Linked DNA regions of Mus musculus: regions 1 and 3 are each linked to region 2. Evidence: chromatin loops called from intact Hi-C (ENCODE). Cell type or tissue: left cerebral cortex. All regions are shown on one strand. Region 1 has its middle 39 kb from the start of Gm41386. Region 2 has its middle 100 kb from the start of 9430014N10Rik. Region 3 holds the start of Gm41385 (a long non-coding RNA gene).

Region 1 (4,000 bases), 74 kb after region 2:
GAGGTAACCCAATCACAAAAGAACTCACATGATATGTACTCACTGATAAGTGGATATTAGCCCAGAAACTTAGAATACTCAAGATATAAGATACAATTTGCAAAACACATGAAACTCAAGAAGAACGAAGACCAAAGTGTGGACACTTTGCCCCTTCTTAGAATTAGGAACAAAACATCCATGGAAGGAGCTACAGAGACAAAGTTTGGAGCTGAGACGAAAGATAGACCATCTAGAGACTGCCATACCCAGGGATCCATCCCATAATCAGTCTCCAAACGCTGACACCATTGCATACACTAGCAAGATTTTGCTGAAAGGACCCTGATATAGCTGCCTCTTGTGAGGCTATGCCGGGACCTAGCAAACACAGAAGTGGATGCTCATAGTCAGCTATTGGATGGATCCCAGGGCCCCCAATGGAGGAGCTAGAGAAAGTACCTAAGGAGTTAAAGGGGTCTGCAACCCTATAGGTGGAACAACAATATGAACTTACCAGTACCCCCAGATCTCATGTCTCTAGTTGCATATGTATCAGAAGATGGCCTAGTCAGCCATCAGTGGGAAGAGAGGCCCATCGGTCTTGCAAACTTTAAATGCCTCAGTACAGGGAAACGCCAGGGCCAAGAAGTGGGAATGGGTGGGTAGGGCAGTGGTGGGGAGGGTATGGGGGGACTTTTGGGATAGCATTGCAGATGTAAATACAGAAAATACCTAATTAAAATAAAATTAAATTAAAAAGAATATGAGAAGCCAACTGAAGATGTATGTAGATCTTTGTAGGTGTACATGTGTGTCTGTGTGTGTCTCTGTGTGTGTGTGTGTGTGCATGTTACCCACAAATCTCTTCTTCCCCACCCCTCTGTGTATAGAATAGGGTTTTATAATCTAGAGCATGGATCTTCCTGTGTGTGTGTGTGTGTGTGTGTGTGTGTGTGTGTGTGCATGTTACCCACAAATCTCTTCTTCCCCACCCCTCTGTGTACAGAATAAGGTCTTATAATCTAGAGCATGGATCTTCAGCTGATCTGAACTGATGATATAAAACGCAAGACACCCACATTAAACCGTAGCGTCGGATAGTAAAAAAACGTCTTTTTGTCTGTGCTTTTTCTGGTTATACAGGATAGCTTAGAGCTATATTCACAGAGAAGAATTCAGTTTGGAAAGAAAGAGAAAAAAAAAAAACCCTTCATTTGTTGGTAGTATAGTGCGATAAAGTTCCAAACTCAGCTTCCACAAACCAGGCAAGACTACCGGCAGGAACCTGCCATTCTGCTGCATGCGCCGCTGTTGCACAGTGAGTGGGTGGAATGTTTTACTCATGACGTGACGCCTGCAGGTCTCCCGGGAAGGCCTTTTCCAGTGCGAAGCACTGAGGAGCAGATCTCTTCACAGGAAAGATGGTCTTCTCCGTACTGAGCTCTACCGTGGCCATCCCTAGACTGTGGTAAATGGAGACCTGACCACCGCGCTGTGGGTGACCAGGGGGATGGAAGCGGAGATCCTGAGAGGACACCGCCTCTTCCCTCCCCCTCTGCCAGCCACACCACATCAGCAAACTCTTGCCCTACAGTTCATCTCTCACCTGTTTGTACACGCAAGATGTGTTTGACTCTTTTTTTTTTTTTTTTTTTTTGAAAAGCAGATTTTTCCAAAATCAACTTCAGCTGAAACCTCTTTCCCTCTCTTGCTTTCTGGCAGTCCGTAAATAAGTGACACGTACTTTTTAAAAATTCAGTGTTCAGCTGACACACTAAGCTCTAAGCTTGGAAAGTGTGCTCTGAATGCTGAAATTTCCCAAGCTGGAATACGATACACAGTGATATTTAAATCCCAAAAAGATAATGTTTCACATGCTAAGAACATTCATTTAAAATATAGATAAAGGATAATTTCAACTCTATTACTGTAGCTTTAAACTATGTTACTTGGAGGAGAAATAAAAATGTGACGGTCTCACTGAAGCAAAAATCTAATTTTCAGTGTGAGGAAAGAATATGAGAATCTAACTGAAGAAATATACAGTTTTTTGTAGATGTCAATAATCCCGAATATTTTTCTTTAATCACTAAAGCAAAGTGTTCATAAGGATCTCCCTAATTGTCTACCCATTTCCTTCCCCTCTATCGGTCAGCACCAGAACTGCTCATTTCCTGCCAGCAGCTATTTTCTGTCTGCCCTCTGGGCTGCTGATGTCAATCTCTACAAGCAGACGCAGCGAAACCTTCGATCTGGTTGAGCAACAGCAGGGCCTCGCCTTGGAGCCGGGTGGAGAAAGCAGGGGTGTAAAAGCACTCAGAGGAGATTACAGATGGCATCGCTGCCCACTGTGGAACAGAAAATTATGTGGTGAGAGGATGTCAGGCATACAACCATTGCCTTGCACACCTTCAAATTATGCACCCTTGTGAGCCTTGAGCCAAAGAAATCAACAGAAAGAGAGTGCTCACTTTGCCTTGCACACCTTCAAAAAAAACAAAAAAACAAAAAACCTAGAAGTAGTCTTTCCACCTCAGAATGTATTCTATCTTTTCGTGTCTCACTTTAAATGTTTCCTCTTCCTGTTAAATTTACACCAAGATGAGCAGTGCCTCTTGAGAGCTGCATCCATTTTTTTCTAAATGAGACTCTGGTGTGTTAAAAAAAAAAAAACAAACAAACAAAAACAAAAGAAAACAAAAGCCCTGCATCTTTCTCTCTAACTGAAACTCACATGTCTTTTGACCAGCATCTTCCTAACCTGCTATTTCCAACCCACTGGTAGCCACCATTCCTATTTTTGGCTCCCATGAAATTGAATGTCTTCTATTCTACATATAAATCAAGTTACACAATATGTCTCTTTATGGACCTATCTTATTTCACTTAGCATCATTTAGCATAATACTCCCCAAGTTCTTTTGTTTAGTTGAAGTCCCACCTCATATCAAATAACAAACGAGAGAGAGAGAGAGAGAGAGAGAGAGAGAGAGAGAAGGAGAAAAGGAGAAGGAAAGAAGAAGAGGAGGAAGAGGAGGAAGAAGAAGAAGGAGAAGAAGAAGAAGGAGAAGAAGGAGAAGAAGAAGAAGAAGAAGAAGAAGAAGAAGAAGAAGAAGAAGAAGAAGAAGAAGAAGAAGAAGAAGAAGAAGAAGAAGAAGAAGAAGAAGAAGAAGAGGAGGAGGAGGAGGAGGAGGAGGAGGAGGAGGAGGAGGAGAAGGAAGAGGAAGAGGAAGAGGAAGAGGAAGAGGAAAACTAGATGAAGTGCTACAGAAAGAGAGCTTTCGGTAGGACAGGGTTCGGTAAAGGAAGAGAACTGAGAGAGAGAGAGAGAAAGAGAGAGAGACAGAGACAGAAAGAGAGACAGAGAACACATATCCATCAGTATATGTGAGATATATCTCAGAAAAGAAGAATCATGAGGATGCCTTACACAATGGAGGTCGAATAGTCCAACACTGGCTGTCTCCATGCTAGAGAGGCGAGAACCCTGTAGCTTCTCGGTCCATAAAGCTGGACGTCCCAACATGGTGCTGACTACTTGGAAGAATCCTGGATAGTCAGTGGTCTCCAGTCTACATTTTAAGTCAAAAAGATCCCGGATTCTGATGTCAGCAAACTTCGGCAGTAGCGGTGGTGGCTGCAACAGTGGCGCAGGATAGATACCTTCAAAAGCAAGAAGTAAAAACCAGTAGGCAAGTAAAGCTGCTCTTTTCTTGGGTCACTGTACCTAAGAGAGGGTCTTATCCCCTCACCACCTCCAAGGTGCCCTCACAGATCTGCTCAATGCTATGTCTTAGTCAATCCCAGATCCGTCAATCAGACCATCGTGATTAACCATCCATCATGGTTAGCTTTGACCATCAACTTGATACAACCAAGACTCCTCTGGGAAGAGTCTCCATGAGGGCCTATATATGTTGGTTTGGCCTAAGAGCATATTTGTGAGACATTGTCTTAATTAGGTTAACTGATATGAGAAGCCCTAGCTGACTGTGAGCAGTACCATTCCCTAGACAGG
Region 2 (4,000 bases):
AGAAGGCATATTGCATATCCTGTATAATACCTATTCAATAAAAGATGGTGAATGTAGTCACATTTTCACATCTAAGATAACTCCTTTAGAAGAAAGGGAGTTGGCTTTGGTACAGGCTTCCAGAGGCTTCCTGGACATGGTTTGTTGGCCGATTCCTCTGACGCCTGTAGCTGTTCACACATCATGGAGGGGCAGTCCATGGTTGAGCAACCATTAACTCACATGTGTGAAAAAGACAAAGAAAAAGAAAAGGGTCCACAGAATTCTTCAAGGTCACATCCACTGTACTGAAAAAAAATCTGCCCATAGGCCCCATTTCTTGACATGTCTACTACCTCGAAATAACTAAAATGAGGGCCAAGCCTTCAGCTTGAAAGCATTGGGGAACAGGTCAGCCTCCAACTTTACAAAGGACGTTCTTCCTCCACTTGAAGTGGAACTAGATTGTACTGATGAAATGCTATGTCTGTATGTTTGGACTTACGACTTCAGGGGGTCACCCTGCAGTTAATACAAATGTCCTTTGTATCCGTCGCTGCCGTGGTCAGCAGAGCTCGCTGGGCTTTAGCAGCAGGAGTTAGAACGTGTTCCTCCTGCATCTCATACCCACAGCAGCACCAAGACCACCGGACAATCCCCCCTCACTTCAGAGGCATTCTCTAGCATAACATCTTGGGGCAGCCTCTGTAAGTTTTAATACCACAGCATGTCAATCACCAACAGATCTTTATCCATTTACCCTGAGACCACTTAAGGAAGGACGCTGATTGAACTTGACAACATTTTAAGAGCGCCTTCATTTGGAGGGTTAGCAAGAGTAAGGACTGAGAATGGCATCAATTAGTGGAAATACCGCTAATAATATAAAATATTGACATAGGCAAAGATGCACAGGGGGTAAGCAAGATCGGTGACAGCAATGCTTGTCTGCTAAGGATATTCTTCTGCTCCTCGTGCCTCCAGCTCTCTATCCGATATTAAAAGTGCCGAGTTAAAAGAACGGGGTATATACCCAATACGACTGCTAATTGAATGCATGTTCCTTCTCCCCTCACCTACCTGGAATAGTTTTCCCCCAAACTTGTCAACTTTCAGAACTCACAGATCTGTCAGGCAAGTAGCTCAGCTCACCCATCCCCCACTCCCACCCCCTCCCCCACCCCCTCCTCTCAGCCTCCAGAAAACACATGCATTTCCATATGCGTTATTGTGTGGCTCCTAAGGAGTATTGCTTCTCTCTGGAAAGTGTGGGAGACACATCGCACTTTGCGAGACAGCATCTCCGAGAGCAGATCTGTCATGACAACGTGGCTGATACACTGCCCTTCCGGTGGTAGGGGTTACGCTCCGCCTGGGTTACGCAGGACTTGATAGCTCAATTGTGCTTAATGAATGAAAAACAGCGAGTTTAAAAATAACACGGAAAGGGATGCCAGTATTTTACACGGGCCAAGTTTAGCACTTCCATATTACATAACCCTCCTGAAGATGAGAGGACTACATACTTCTACCAGCTTCCCCCTGGATTTTTCCAAAGCCGGAAGTAAATCCCCATCCAATATTCCCACCCTCCTTATCTGCAGCTATATTTACCCCCCACGAGGCTCTTTCCCTCTTCTGATCCTAGCTTGCTGTCTGGTTTCCATATGTTAATCTCTGCCACTTCAGTTGTCCTGCAGACCTGCTTCCAGATTGTATCCCACTTTCCTCTCCTAGTTAAAGCCGCGGTCCCTGTTAACTCTCTTCTCTCTGATGCTTGCAAGGAATCGGCTTACTTAGAGTCCACCCTACCTCACTGATCTCTTGCCATAACTCTGCCAGTTTCTCCAACTGCATCCCAAAGGCGTTTCAGATGCGCTCCTGAGCCGCGGACCCATTATGTCATGTGCCTACACGTTACATAAAGCCCTCTGGAAACAGAGAACTGTAGCGGCTCCACTGTAAAGATACTCGGCTAGCAGCACTGTTCTGCAGATGTCAGGAAATAGTCTCTTCTCCTTCCAGACTAGCCAGGAACACGGGTCTGAAACACAGCAATAAATAAGTCTGTTAAGCATAAGGCCCTTTGAGACTGCTGTTGTCTTGCCACGTGGTAATGGAGACGAGTTAAAGCTGCCCTTTGTGAGGAATGCTCAGAATAGCAAGCTTTCTCCCAGCTCCATTCAGGCTGGTTTCTTTCTCTCCGTCCCAGAGTATTTATAGCCCGAGCCTCTCGGGAGGCTAATTACATCCTGTCTGCAATTATTATCTGATTATTTTTGTGGTGCATAGGTTGTCTCTGTGGTTAAATTCTTCGTTCTGACAAAACAGTTCTGCCTTGTGGGTGTTACCTTCCAGTGAGTGATCTCTTAAGACTCTACTGTAATCTGAATACATGTCATGATGGATAGCCTTATCCATCCGGGGCACTTGAAGATTGCCATGCAATCCTGAATCTCGTTTAAACCTTCATAATAAGATATAGTCCATTCTACTCCAAATCCAGATTGTCTCTCTAGATAGGGAACCAGTTGCCAAGGTCTTAGTGTAGAGATTCCAAAGGCTCAGGACAAGCTTGACTGAGGACAACATTCTCTGTCTCCTAGGTCTAGCATCCTGCTCCTTCCTGACTTCTCATCAGGACCTCCCAACGTACCTGCTAAGCTTCTCAGCTCTGTGGGTCTTGCTCTGCTCAGCTCATTATAAATCCTCAGTGGACAGAGAGTCAAAACTAGACATCATACGTACTTCCCACAAGAACCTTTTTTTTTTCACCCATAAAAATGGCTACACCATGCACAGACGTGTAGAACTAAAAATCCAGAGAGCTCCAAGGTTCGACATGTTAGACAGGGTTTTTCAAAAAATAGTTCCCTATGGAGTTAATGAATTCACGATTACACAAAAGGTTGCTATACACAAAATTTGCCATATGGAAAGGTAGTTTGTTTAGCTGAGGCAGTGGTAAGGGAGTTTTATTAGAAGGCTGACCTGAAATTTTTACATGAAATGATTGTATCTTCAAAAGGGATGATGAAGCATACAGAACTCACTCAGCCACAGAAAACGACTTTCAGTAGGGTCATTCCCAGAACACATTTTAACAGATGTTTCAGGATTGGATATATAACTAGAATGGTGTTTTAAATGAAAATATAATTGCTTTGATATTCCTGGACAATGGAGCTTAACACCAAATTTTCTTCCTAGTCCTTGGAACTCAATGGGCCACTTCGTTGGATTGCTACCTGTTCTCTTTGAGGCTATTAGCCTGCCATATTTGTTAGCAATAGAAACACATAATACACACTGCAAAAAAATCAGTATTTCATAAGTGCTTCAATAGTCAAAAGCACGTTTTTAACTTTTTGGAATCTCTATTCTCAGGATAGACCTTGGCAATTTGGTTCTCGTCTAGAGAGACAATCTGAACCTAGACAGGAGAGAACTATGTCTTCTTACGAAGACCAAAATGAGATGCGGGATTACATGGCAACCTCCAAGTGGCCCAGATGGATAAGGCCTCTTTTGTGTCATTCTATAAAGAACTCAGCTACGATGGGCAGATGCAACTGAGAGAAAATCTGTTCAGAGTGAAGACGAGTTTGAATCCTTGATGTCCAAAGTCGGAATACAGTTTTTGGAGTTACCTTTTCACGCTGTAATCAAGCAGATCGCTGCTTATGAAACCCAGTATTCTACATCCAGGAAGCTGTAGAGGCTTGTTTGCATCTTAAGTGACTGCCTACCGATCCTATGTTATCAGTCATGGCAATAGAAGGCAAGCAAACATGACTTTTAAATGATGCGCTTTATCAAAAGCATAGACTGACCATCACTGTAGCTTGTAGCCCGTGTTGTGTAGCTCAACAAACGGGACTGTATGGAGTTTCTAGCCTTGGGGGCTAATGTTCTCACGGAACTCCTCATAAACCCACCTTCATAGGGCAACTTAAGTTGCTTTAAAAAAAAAAACTGTGTATGAATGTTTGCTCATACGTATCTATGTGCACTGTGTGTT
Region 3 (4,000 bases), 210 kb after region 2:
CTTGCTGTAAACTTCCCAGAAAGGAACAAAGGAACGGTCCAGTTTCCCAACCGTTTGTATACACCTCTGTCCTTTTGTCTGTTGCTTTGCCCTGCTTTTTGCAGCCGCGTCTGGATACAGAGATGCTTGAAGTCGTCTTTCCATTAAAAAGCCACTCACTCGCTCTGGTCACAAAGAGGGGCAGATGGATGACTTTATCCCAAAGCCCAAGTGCAGGAGCAGAGGGCTAGAAGGGGAGAAGAGAGCGCCAGACGCTCATTACAACTCTCCCACCTCCTTCTTAGCGCGGTGCCGCTCTCTCCGTTCATGAGTATAAAACGGCTGCCCAGGGTCCCCAAGATCAAATATTACGTTTTTTAAAGAGATACAGAATCCACACTTCCAAACCCAAGGAGAGAATTCTAATGGGCCCAGATGCATATCCTTAACATACAGGAAGTGTTGGATCCTATTCCTTCTAAGCTGCTGGGAGCCAACCATGATGAGCAAAGCATTCTGGGTAATGAGTAGCTGGTGACCCACTGGAAGACAGGATAATAGTGACTCCTCTGTGACTGAACCAGAAACTAAGTGGGAGTGGGTGAGATCACAAGCAAAATACCAGCGCCATGTTAGCCGAGAGGGAAGCAGGGAGGGAGGAGGGGGAGGGGGAGAGGGAGAACAACATGGATGTTTAAAGGGGGAGATGAACATCAGGTAAGGGTCTGAAAAGAGAGAGAATCTGAACAAGAGAAGAATAGTAGAGGAATACATTTGACACAAGAGAAGAAAAAGCGTTGTATGGAGGGGAATAGGGAGAAAAATATAGAAGATAAGAAAATACTTAAGGAATAATAAATTCTTTTATTGATGATTATTATATATTTATTTTAATTTATGTAAAAAATTGTTTAAGGTTATTTGTGAGAGACAAAGCCTGAATAATTGAATATGCAGAATACAGGCCTGATTTTTTAAAAAAGGCCCAGGGCAGGTGTAGTGGCCTTGGAAACGGCTCTTTCTACCTGTTTTGGAAGCTGACCCTGCTGAGTTACAGCTCTTAAAGTAAGTCCTCTTAAGCTCTCGCTCTCTGATCATTGTCGTCACAAACATTCTGGGGGGTTGGGTCGGGTTGTGGGAAGAGGAGGCTTGGCTGACCGGGCTGCGGGCAAAGCCTGTGTCATCGTTGGAATGAGCGTCACCGCAATCTGCTTCTTTGGCTGTTGTTCCTTCTCTGCCTAAAGCAAGGAACGGTTTAAAACCAGGCTCTCAGGGGAAAGACAGATCCTCTCCTTAACATCTCCCAGACTCGGAGTCCAGCGCCCTGGGTGTTGTAAAGTTCCTGTGTGTCTGTTACATATCACCACAGCCACCGTGTCTCCTAAATATAAACGGTATGTTGAGAAAATGAAGCGTCGTTGCAGAAGTGAACCGAGCATGATGAACCGCTCAAAGCAGGAAGCCCGTATTAGCAGGGCTGGGAGAGCATCCCAGCCTTGGGCCCAAGGGCCATAGCTCAGCTGGAAAGCCGTGAAACCGGAGTAGAACGCTGTTTTGAAGAATGAGAGGCCCCAGGGTGTCTCTAGGCACCAACATAAAGGCTCTGAGCATGCGTTTAACATACATGAAACATAGTCCCATCCTCGAATATTCATGTCTAAAATTAGAGCCCCCGAACAAAAAGTCAGCAGCCAGCAAGCAACGTTTGGATTTAGCTCCGAACTAGTTTGCCAGGTCTCCCACATACACCACAGCCCACTCCCGGGACTCTGGAACACGGATGTGTCACTTTCTCCCCATCTGTCCCAGAACACTCGTCCTCCACGGAAACAGGGCAATAGCAACACAATCCCCGCTCTCTTCTCCGCCTCCGGCCTCCACTCACAGACAACAGGAGAGAAGAGAGAGGGATTGTGGGAACGGAGCAAGCCTGAGCTCACTGAATGCCTGATGTGCGTGGAGTAACGGACTTCGACGCCAAAGCAGAAGCATACAAATGACAAGCGAGATCATTCGGTAATGCAAAACACATTCACTGTGGACACTCCCCGTGGAGGGAGATGAGCTTTGCGAGTTGACTGGAATTCTTGCCAAAGAATTTTCCGGAAGACCATTTATCTCCAAACCTTGGGGCTCTTAGCGGTTGTCATCCTCACCCTCCTTGGTAGAGTTTATGGCCATGAAATTTAAGAGTGCTCTTTAAGAATCATCCGTCCTTCCTTCCGTCAGTCTCTCATTAATTTATCAACACTTTTGGGGGTTCGTTCAGGTCTCCAGCACTGTAGAGGTGGAAGGTAGAGTAACTGCTAAGATTCACAATCCCAAATCTTATGTAATGGCATAGCTTAAGATTGTGCCATATACCTATCAGTGAATTCATTATGTGGTTGGTTTTAATCTAAAAGAAAACAAAAAAAAATCAAATTGCACTCAGTAAAAAAAAAAAAAAAAAAAAAAAAAGATCGGCAGTTACCTAGCAATTTTATTCACATCGATCGATAATATTTATGGCACTAATTTTAAAAGTGCAATTTGGTGATGGTCTGATAACTAATGCTACTTACATAAACAAATGATCAAATATCTTTACTCAAGAAAAGTCTTCCGAGTTACCTCCCCTCCCCCCATCGACATGGAGCCATTGAACCAAGGCCAGCCAATATATCCCTTCCCTGTGGAGCCTGCAGTGTGGAGGGAAAGGTGTGAATGTATGTGAGTGTAAACAGGGTTAAAGGTCATGACACCCTCACAGGGAAAGGCTGAAAGCGATTCCTGGGTGGCCCCTCCTCTTGGAGAGGAGTACTGAGGCCAAAGGGAGACTGAATTGGTTTACCTCTAAGCTAAACACCTCGTTTGAGTTTCTGCATGGAGGAATTGAATAATGGCAGCAAAGCAGAGAACGAAGGAGGCGGAGGCCTCCATGTACAGCAGTTGCTGTATAGCTAAGTGACTTCTCATTTCTGAGTGGCTGGTGGAATTAAAGGAAGAAAATGTGATAAGAGAGCAGATACTTGCATGGTGGTTTGAGCATGCTTTGCCCAAGAAGTAACATTATTAGGAAATATAACCTTGTTGGAGTAGGTATTAGCCTTATTGGAGTAGGTAGGGCCTTGTTGGAGGAAGTGTGTCACTGTGGGGGTGGACTTTGAGACCCTCTGTCCTAACCACATGGAAGACCGTCTTCTCCTAGTGACCTTCAGATGAAGATGTAGAACTCTCAACTCCTCCTGCACCATGCCTGCCTGGATGCTGCCATGCTTCCTCCTTGATGATTATGGACTGAACCTCTGAATCTGTAAGCCAACCTCAAGAAAATGTCCTTATAAGAGTTGCCTTAGTCATGGTGTCTGTTCACAGCAGTAAAATCCTAACTAAGACTACTTGTTACCATATTAAGTCCGGCAGCTACAGAATACAGCACTATTGTTGCTCTACTGCAATTGCCAAATACTTGAAGAGTCTTCATTGAGAGTTACTGAATCCCCAGCACCAACTACAGCACTGGGGACCTAGGAGGCTGTGATGGTTTGTATATGCTTAGCCTAGGGAGTGGCACTATTAGGAGGTGTGGCCTTGTTGAAGTAGGTGTGTCACTGTGGGTATGGGCTTTAATACCCTTGTCCTAGCTGCCTGGAAGTCAGTATTCTGCTAGCAGCCTTCAGATAAAGATGTAGAATTCTCAGCTCCTCCTGCACCATGCCTGCCTGGATGCTGCCACACTCCCACCTTGATGATAATGGACTGAACCTCTGAACCTGAAAGCCAGCCCCAATTAAATGTTGTCCTTATAAGAGTTGCCTTGGTCATGGTGTCTGCTCACAGAAGTAAAACCCTAAAACATAGGCCATCCAAAAGCATTTGATAAATGAATGAACGACTAAAGGAAAGGAGTTCTTAGATAAAGAGCACATTTGAATTTCATGAACTCAGACGAGCAATGTGCCGCTGTACCTCCTGCCTTGGGGTTTTGACACCCAGAGCTATATTGAATACAGTCAGGACTCAGTCACGTCTCCTTCCC

Evidence for each region. Peaks named below come from ENCODE experiments on the same cell type or tissue, not always from the same donor. Only the 100,000 strongest peaks of a DNase experiment are listed, where the experiment ranks them.
Region 1: it touches region 2 in a loop (5-fold over the local background); 2 of 42 quality-filtered maps call a loop at or near these places.
Region 3: it touches region 2 in a loop (5-fold over the local background); 2 of 42 quality-filtered maps call a loop at or near these places.

What each region holds. Positions count from the first base shown.
Region 1 is chr15:93,749,342-93,753,341 of GRCm38, reverse strand. No RefSeq gene overlaps it. Among named protein-coding and RNA genes, the nearest start is that of Gm41386, 39 kb to the right of the region's middle. In left cerebral cortex, CTCF peaks have their summits at 1,293 and 2,143; DNase peaks (open chromatin) are centred at 1,314 and 2,262; H3K27ac peaks cover 614 bases.
Region 2 is chr15:93,822,938-93,826,937 of GRCm38, reverse strand. No RefSeq gene overlaps it. Among named protein-coding and RNA genes, the nearest start is that of 9430014N10Rik, 100 kb to the left of the region's middle. In left cerebral cortex, no CTCF peak of the experiment used is centred here; DNase peaks (open chromatin) are centred at 1,579 and 1,866; H3K4me3 peaks cover 1,041 bases; H3K27ac peaks cover 2,277 bases.
Region 3 is chr15:93,608,289-93,612,288 of GRCm38, reverse strand. Gm41385 (a long non-coding RNA gene) reads right to left here and starts at 577. Exons shown (of 5, transcript XR_001781750.1): 1 at 1-577. In left cerebral cortex, no CTCF peak of the experiment used is centred here; DNase peaks (open chromatin) are centred at 1,253 and 1,762; H3K27ac peaks cover 1,050 bases.